2 separate regions of the Homo sapiens genome follow, and region 2 is linked to region 1. Evidence: chromatin loops called from intact Hi-C (ENCODE). Cell type or tissue: PC-3. All regions are shown on one strand. Links, peaks and the distances in the headings refer to the core of each region. The heading gives the core; the rest is flanking DNA.

Region 1 (4,397 bases), core at 137-4,136:
TAGAATATCACATTGTTTTCAAATGACCTCTTTTTGTATGTGTCTCTTCCCTTAGACTGTCAGATTTCCCAATGTGGTTGGGAATTGTTTCATTCTTCTTTGTGTCTTCATTACTTAGTGTGAAAGCTGACTCATAATAGATGCTCAAATAATATATGCTGACTAAACAGATGAATAAGTAAATTGTACTTTTACTTTATTTACAAATGTTGAATTGGAATATTTCCTATTAAGTAATGAATCACCAAAAACTAAATTTACATTTCTATTCCCTGTTGCTAGAAAATTTTGTTCTTATTAAGTCAACAGCATAATCCATTTATATTGGCTTTGTTTTGTAAATGTGCATTTTCACACGTAGACCACAGAGAGGGTGTACCCTGCCTTAGAATCCAAACAACTGAAGCAAATGTAAAAAATACCTTCCAAAAAGCAGGCTGACCCAACCACAGCACAGGACGGATTGCCCAGCATGGGGAAAGGGACAAGAGAACAACCTTGTGAAAAAGCAGCAGCAGGAAGAAAAATATTTTGGCAGAGGTGCAGCCCTCATGAGGAAGAACAGCAAAGCTCTGCGACCCACCTCCAGGCTTCTGAGCTGAGGAAATAGTCCCAGGGCATAATAAATCTCTAAGTGCAAAAGTTAGATGAATACAAAGCTAAGGTAGTGTGAAAAGATGCCCAGCTCCAAGAGACTTGACTATTATGGATAAGGCAACAAGGCAGGGCACAGGGCTGGGCTCTTCCTCTGCGTAGGGGATTCAGGGGATAGAGAGATTGGTGGTTGGAGGAAGCACACTCATTCTGCATGTGCAGGGAGTGGGGGCTTGAGGAAATGTTAAAGAGGGGCTAAGGAAGAAAATAGCTGAAAGGCTAGGACTACGATTTTAGCAGAAAGGCACCAAACAGTAGGTTCCCTCTCTGTACCTCCACACCCTACCCCCAAATCTTGAATTCCTCCCAAGATGAGCATTGGTTCAGGACACTACCACATGTTTATTGTCACTGAACAGGAAAGATCTGGCTGATCTCCAGGCACTGCAGCCCCAAAGCTTGAAGGCTAAGTGTGTTTGTTATTGTTGTTGTTTAACTCTGTCACACAATTATCCATTAAGGCAGATGGATCCATTTTTCTAAACACCCATGAAACTGATTCCTTAGCACAGATCATTTATTTGCCTCTGAAGAATGGTATGAAACAACTATTTGGGGAATAACACACAAGAGAATATGTTTCCCAAACCTCTCATTAGTGGGGAGAGGACTTTTGTGTTTTGCCAGGGGTCATACAAATTCTGGGATGGGGTGGGTGGGATGGATGAGGGTTCTGAGAAACTGAGAAGAAGCCAGGATTGGACAGACACAAACATCTATAAAAGTTAAAGGGCATTTTTTCACAACAAATTGTTTGCTGACAATTGTTTTTCACTCTTGAGAAAACCATGTATGTTCTTCCTCTTCAAAAGTTACATGGAAATTATAATAAAACTATTGCATTTATAACATTCCTCTAGTAAAACTGAACCTTCTCTCAAAACTACCAAATACTGACCCCCTGAAAAATAATTCTATTGTCATAAGCATGACTGAGGTGACATCAGCAGAGCTCCCTACTCTACAGGATGGAGTTAACTAAAGGAATCATAATGACCTGAGTACTCACATCATTTGACTTCAGTCTCTGATCAAAATGGTGCCTAAATCAAGTTTCCTGTTTTTCCTCCCTGTTACACAATGATCCATTAGGACAGGCGGATCAATTGGACCAGCCATCCATGCAACCTCTGGTTCCTGAGATCAATCTGCTTATTTGCCCTGGTGAAAAATAGCATGAAGCAATGGTTTGAGAACAAAATTTTCAGTTCACTTACAAAAGTTGGCATCATGTAGATACAATGCCTGAGAGCCAGTTTGGAATTTCTGATTACCATACTATAAATCTTACCCAGTGAATAAAGAAAAAGTATCAAGTCTTTATCTGCCTTTAATGAGTGTTCCTTTATCTTAGTTCTCTCATATACCCTAGTCAATCAAAGAACCTAAAGGCATTAATACCAAGTGAATCATTTTATGCTCACATATGCAAGCAATGGATAGTTTTTTCCCCAAATTTTGGAGTAAGAAGCCTTTGAAACACTTCTAAACTGCACCATATATTTTGTCAAGATGTGCCAGACAACTAGAGATGGAGTTATTTTCTTGGCCAACACAAAATGGCATGTGATTCACCATACCTTTTCCTACAGCAACAAGCTGCAGGAAATAAAACAAGGTAGAAATTCTAAATGTACGAGAAAATAATGCTAGAACGCATCATATCTGGTAATTTCATAATTAAGAGTTTGAAAACAATAAAGTTTCAGTATTTTAAACCTTAAAAGAAATCGTAGTTTCAGCCCGGGCAAAATAGTGCAACTCTGTCTCTACAAAAAACACAAAACAAAAAAAAATTACCTGGGCATGGTGGTACATGCTTGTGGTCCCAGCTATTTGGGAGGCTGAAATAGGAAGATCGCTTGAGCCTAGGAGGTGGAGGTTGCAGTGAGCCAAGATGGTGCCACTGCACTCCAGCCTGGGTGACAGAGTGAGTCCCCACCTCAAAAAAGAAAAGAAATTCAAGTTTACAAGTAGAGTTTTATATTTTATGTCTTAATGTTTCCCACCAAGAATAATACTTAGAGAATTTTGTAAAGGTCTAGATTTCAAAACAATGAGACATTAGTCAAAATCAAAAAAGGAATAGCAAGGATGAGGTGAAAAGAGTACTTGAATGTATTTCTGGATGCACCGGACAGTGGCAAATCATTTTTGAAGATAGTTTATGAGTTTCATGATCCATAAAAGTATTTGTATTATTTGGCCCAGATTTTGCCATTTGGACTATCAACCCTAAGGAAACAATTTTGAAATATATGTTTATATTTTAATATAAACAAAATAAATTCAAAAAAGATGTTTTCCATAGATTATAGCAATAAGAATTGGAAATAATTTAAGTGGCCCCAAATTAAGGCAATTATATAATTTGGGGTCCAGCCAACAATATGATAATGGTTAAACTATGGTACCATTAGGGCAATATAAGCAAAGGCACAGTTTTTTTTGGTAATTTCCCAACTTACTGTAAGTGGTTATGATAGTTACATTTTTAAAATAATTTTTTAAGTCCTAGAAACCCTACCAATGCACTTGAGTGTTATGAGCACTTGAACACTGAGGTAGTTTTATAAACTCTGCTCTGAGGAACAGGACTGGGGAAGGAAAGAGTAAAGATTGCTGCTTTTAATACAGTGTGATTTTAGACCATTTAACAAAAACTTAATATAAAGAAAATGACAATTACTGCGGTAAGTATGGAGGACAGAGACTATAAGCAAAGGAAACATGTTACCAGATTGTGTTTTAGGAATAACCCTCTGGTCAAGTCTGGAGAGTGGATTAGAAGGAACTAAGGAGAAGATAGTTCATTGGAGTTAGAATGCTTTAACGATTATTTTTACATTTGTGTTGCACTTTATAAACTACAGTATTCTTTCACTCCATGATCTAATCTAAATCCTTTCCATTTAAAAAAAGCAACAATTCAACATCAGGTTTCAGGAGAAATCAGCATGTAAATTAGGCATTATGCAAAGAAAAACAAAAACTTAAAATCTACGATGAAAATACGTCAGAGTCCACAGCTGCCAGGAAGCTCTAAGACAATGTTTTATTCCAGGATCTGCCATTGAGCTGTATTTTAAGTGTATCTGTTTTGTCTTCCTTCCTCAAGGTCTTTTGATATTTTATTCTTTTTTACTTCTTTTTAAAAAAAGGGTTTCCCTCTGTCGCCCAAGCTGGAGTGCAGTGGTATGGTCTCAGCTCACTGTAGCCTCGACTTCCTGGGCTCAGGTGATCCTCACACCCTCAGTATCAGCCTCCCAGGTAGCTGGGACTACAGGCACACACCACCACGGCTGGATAATTTTTGTATTTTTTGCAGAGCTAGGTTTTCGTCTTGTTGTCCAGGCTGATCTCAAACTCCTGGGCTCAAACGATCCTCCCACTTCAGCCTCCCAAAGTGCTGAGATTACAGGCATAAGCCACCATGCCCAGCCTGATATTTTATTCTTACTGAAACAAACTTACCGTTATAACCAATGTCAGTTAGATGTCCCACCTTTATCTTCAAGTCACTCATACCCCAACCCCCAACCCCACTCCTTGCCCCAAAGAACAAATGGTTGATCATGGCTTGGATAAGTTTGTTCTCTATTCCCCGGGACCTTTTTACTCCTCTCCCATTTACCACTCTGGCTACAGAGAAAGAAGAGGCAGCACTGTCTCATCCAGGATGTTCCTGCTACTCGAGCTCCACCCACCCACCTACCTGCCTCCCACCCACCCATCTGCCTCCT
Region 2 (4,397 bases), core at 226-4,225, 62 kb before region 1:
GAATGCTGGCTTCAAGCTAAATCTCCATCTCTTTTCCCACTACCCAATTCAGTCCCTTGCAAGCTAAATACCATCATACCAAGGGCAAAGCCAAATCAACAATAATAGAACAGGGAAGACTCAGGGGGCTGAGGTGAAACTGGCCCTGACAGGTGATTGTGACGGGAAGAAGTCCATTCCAGGAAGCAGAGCAGTATCCAAAGTGCCAGGCAATAGACAACAGTTGTGGCCCAGTAGGGCTGTCAGCATAATCACCATTCGGGTTCTTCCTGACTGCTGCACAAAATCAATTCACTGAGACTGAGGCATTGCAGCAGAGAAAGAGTTTAACTGATGTGAGGCCAGCCACACGCAAGACAGAGTTACCACTCAAATCACAAATCAGTCTCCCCGAAGGCTTGGAGGTTAGAGTTTTTATGGACAATGTGGTGGGACGGGGGCTAGGGAATGTGTGCTGCTGATTGGTTAGGGAATGAAGTCATAGGAGTGTGGAGAAAGTCCTTGTCCACTGAGTCCTCACCACTGGGCGAGGCTACAGGACCGGTTGAGTCATGAGTTACATGTCCAGGCAGGGTCAGTCAGTTGCCAAAAAGTCTAAAAAAGTCTCAAAAGACCAATCTTAGATTCTACAATGATGTTATCCATAGGAGCAATTGGAGAAGTCACAAATCTTGTGACCTCTGGCCTCATGACTCCTGAGCAGTAAAGGATTATAGATACTACATCTATATCTTAGCAGAATTCAGACACCTCTCATAATCCTAACCTTGTGGCCTCTCATTAGTTTTCTGAAGACATTTTAGTTTTGGGAAGGGCTATTATCATCCTTGCTTTAAGGATAAACTATAAACTAAATTCCTCCCAAAGTTAGTTTGGCATGTGCCCAGAAATGACTGAGGATAGCTTAGCAGTCAGAAGCGAGATGGAGTCAACCATGTCAGATTTCTCTGATATAATTTTGCAAAGGTGGTTTCATCAGCATCAGGATGCCTCACCAGAGAGACCTGACATGGAGTCTAGGTGCCGCAACAGGAGATAGAGCAGAGCTACAGGGGACTCAGGAGGGGGTGGCACTTGGCAATCTGGACAGGCATTGAGCGTAAGAAAATTCTGTCTTCACACAGCACAAAAGTGCAATGTCTTAGAGTAAAGGCTGCATTCTCATCTCAGCAAGGGGCTCCCTACTGAAAAGCACAGTCATGATTAGAAAGGTATTCAACTTTTTTGAGCCTCAGTTTATCCAATGAAAAGTGGAGATATCAGTAATATCTACTTTATAGCATATCTGTGAAGATTAAATAGGATGACATATGCAAAGTGCAGTGCCCAGCACATAGTAAGCACTTCATAAATGTTAACTACTGTCTTTATCGTTATCATCGTTATTTTAAATCAGAGCTTGTGTCACCTGCCTGTGCCCAGTAAAAGGCTCCAGGCACTAGAAAGGAAACTAGCAGGATCAGGAAAGGACCCCTTGTGGAGAAAGTATGGCCCTGGGTGACCTTGGTGAGGAGTCAGGCACATGGGAACAAGATGGAACACAAATACAGGGACTGGATGAGAAACAAGGGCAGAGTCTCAGAAGGTCAGTTTTCATAGCTGGGGTGCAAAGTCTAAGGCAGACTCAAAGCCAACCCAGCAGAAACAGTGACTTGACTCTGAGCCTCAGGGTCTGGGGTGGAGCTCCTTAATGTCTCTAAGGTGCGGTTTAGTCCTAGAGACGAAGACAGGGCTGGGCTTGCAGGAGGTGGGGAACAGCTAGAGAAGACAATAGAGGGGAGAGATCAAAGCTCTGGGGGATCCTAAGCAAGACAGGTACACTGTCTAGGCTACTGCTTCCTCTTCTGCACAATGCACTCGTTGTGCAACTGGACTTGATTATCCATGATTGATGGAACAATGGGTGTTCATTGTTTTTTTCCCCCTGGGGACACGTGTCACAGGATTGCAGATCAAGTTTTACAACAATGAAGCAACCTCGAAAATGTGGTTACACCAGACCTCTGCTCTCCAAAAAAATGTTATGTCTTGCAGACATGAAACATTCATGAGTGGACATCAGAAATTCATTTTAAAGTGTGTATTTACTTGACTCCATGCCCATAAGAAAGCCTGCAACTTGCTTACAGTGAAAAGGTTTGAGGAGTTCCAAGGACACTGAGCATTTCCCCTAGAAGGGCCTGTGTCTTTAAAAGAAGGCTGTGTAAACAGCCCCAGGCAAAGTCTCCAGAATCACAAGGCTTTCCTCATGAAGTGTCAGCCTGGTTGTGTCAAGTCCCCAAGAAAGACTTCAGCATAATTTTCTCTGGCATGATGCTTTTTCATTCCAGTGCCAAAGATAGCCTTGGGTTTAGGCTTAGGAGAGAGCATGCAACTGGTTTAGGGCCCCAGAAGAACACTCCCTTACACCTTTTAATGTTTTACAATTCCCCAGAACAAATATATAGTGGTTTTCTGGCTTTTTAGCAAGAAACCTGGTGCCCACTAAGCCATCCTGGCACAGCCTTTGAAAATTTTTAAGATGAGTTGAAGTCAAGGAAAAACTGATCTGGGTAATTACAAGACACAAAAACAAAAGATCACTTACCAAAATGACTTGAAACCCTTTAACAAAACCATTGTAAATTGTGCTTTGGGGAGAACAAAACAATAAAATATTATAGCAAGTGAATGCTTTATTGCATTAAAAGCAGTCTCAGAGTCGTGGACTTTCCCAATTCTACTTCAATAATTTCTTATAATCTTTATTATTTTTAGCTTAACAAAAGCCCTGAGAAGCCAGTCTTCAAAACAATGATCCTTGTTACAGTGTAGGGGCAGTGACATAATGCAACAAGTTAAAATGGGACCCAATACAAAATCCAATGACAGCCCTCTCGTTGATGTATACTGTGTACACACACACACACACACACACACACACACACACACACACACACACGAGACAACCTCCCCTACTTTCTCCATTGAGCTGAGTACATTGGTTTGGCTAACAGGGGCAAGTTTTTGAGCAGGAAGGGAGTGTGTGGTCTTTGTGGAGCCCAGGAAGAGGCTATCACGTGGCAAGAGAGACAAGCAAGCGGGCTTTGCCAGGAGCCAGATAACACATTCCCACACTCTATCAGGAAAGGGAGACACATACAAAAGGCTGTCAGCCCCACCCACTGTGAGGACCCCGTCCAGGGAACTTGCAAAAATCAATCTTTAGATCCAACATTGCCCTGAGTCACCTTTGGCTTTCAATCCACCATTGGGTGGACTAAAGCCAACACAAAATTTAGAAAGGTGAGGCCAAGGTGAATCTCATTTATGACTACTATGGAGAGAAGCCTGCTCGAGTCATAAATATCTTCAGCAAAGTCAGATAGGAAAATCATCAGTAGCAGAAATACTAAACTGGGTTTGGAAGGTTTGCAAGGGGGGCAGTAAAACCAGCATTCGTGAAACTCACTATGAGCCATAGATTGTGCTGGCCCTTCCCATGGCTATATTATTTAATGTTTATTCTATAGGTTTGTTATTTAACCCTGAGTGAGAGACTGGATTGGAGTATTCCATTAGAAAAGTACAAAAAAGAACAGATTTCGTCAACGGTAGGCTAACCCCAATCCCTGCTCAGAAAATGCCAATCCAATAAACATTTTGGCACAGTGAAATCATGTGCCAAAATCCCCTCTATGTGGGTTGTAAGGATTCTCCATCTGCCTTTTTGGGGGGTCAGAAAACTAAATACAGGAAGTCAGAGCATGCCCAGAGTCGAGGAAGTACTAATACCATCAAATTAGGAAGCAGACTTCCTAGATGAAATTACAACAGTTGCTTACATTCGCATTGTGCATTTTATTCATTCAATAAATATTTACGGAGCTGCACAGAAAAGAGAGCAAGACATTCTCCCACCCCTCCCAGAGCTAACAGCTTGATGTGAAATGTCACACACAAACAAGAGACAACTGCAATGTTGTGCGTGAAGGAAGGAGAGGCTGATGGGAAGGAACCCTGGAGAGTGCCCAACCCAGACTTCCCAGGGGGCTCCTGTGAACTTCCAAGAACCTTTCTAGCAGCAGGCATCATTGTCAATTTTACCGATGAGGAAACCAATAATTAGAGAGGCTACGTGCCTTGCCCAAGTCAAATACATACATTTAGAAGGGGAATCCTGATCATATTACACCATACAGCATCTAGGCATGAAATTTTTTATCCCTAAAGCAATAATTTATTGAACAGGACACAGAAGACTGGAAAGGGCTGGAGTTTTCAAAAGTCCCTAACCTAATCTCAGGGACTAGTTTTAGAACTGAAAGAATTTGATTCAACAATTTTAAGTCTCTGTTTTAGTCTTACCTTTTAGCCCCACAAAATAATGGGTCTGGCTCAAATTCCCTTTGGAGAAA

The links. Peaks named below come from ENCODE experiments on the same cell type or tissue, not always from the same donor. Only the 100,000 strongest peaks of a DNase experiment are listed, where the experiment ranks them.
Region 2: a loop joins it to region 1, with 2.8 times the contacts of the local background. A loop is called at or near these places in 1 of 110 quality-filtered maps.

The regions. Positions count from the first base shown.
Region 1 is chr12:42,680,121-42,684,517 of GRCh38, reverse strand. It overlaps LINC02451 (long intergenic non-protein coding RNA 2451), which reads right to left. Exons shown (of 5, transcript NR_135027.1): 4 at 2,455-2,596. Among named protein-coding and RNA genes, the nearest start is that of LINC02450, 9.9 kb to the left of the region's middle. In PC-3, for the core only: no CTCF peak of the experiment used is centred there; no DNase peak of the experiment used is centred there; H3K27ac peaks cover 667 bases.
Region 2 is chr12:42,742,482-42,746,878 of GRCh38, reverse strand. No RefSeq gene overlaps it. Among named protein-coding and RNA genes, the nearest start is that of LINC02450, 52 kb to the right of the region's middle. In PC-3, for the core only: no CTCF peak of the experiment used is centred there; a DNase peak (open chromatin) is centred at 2,048; H3K4me3 peaks cover 211 bases; H3K27ac peaks cover 1,563 bases.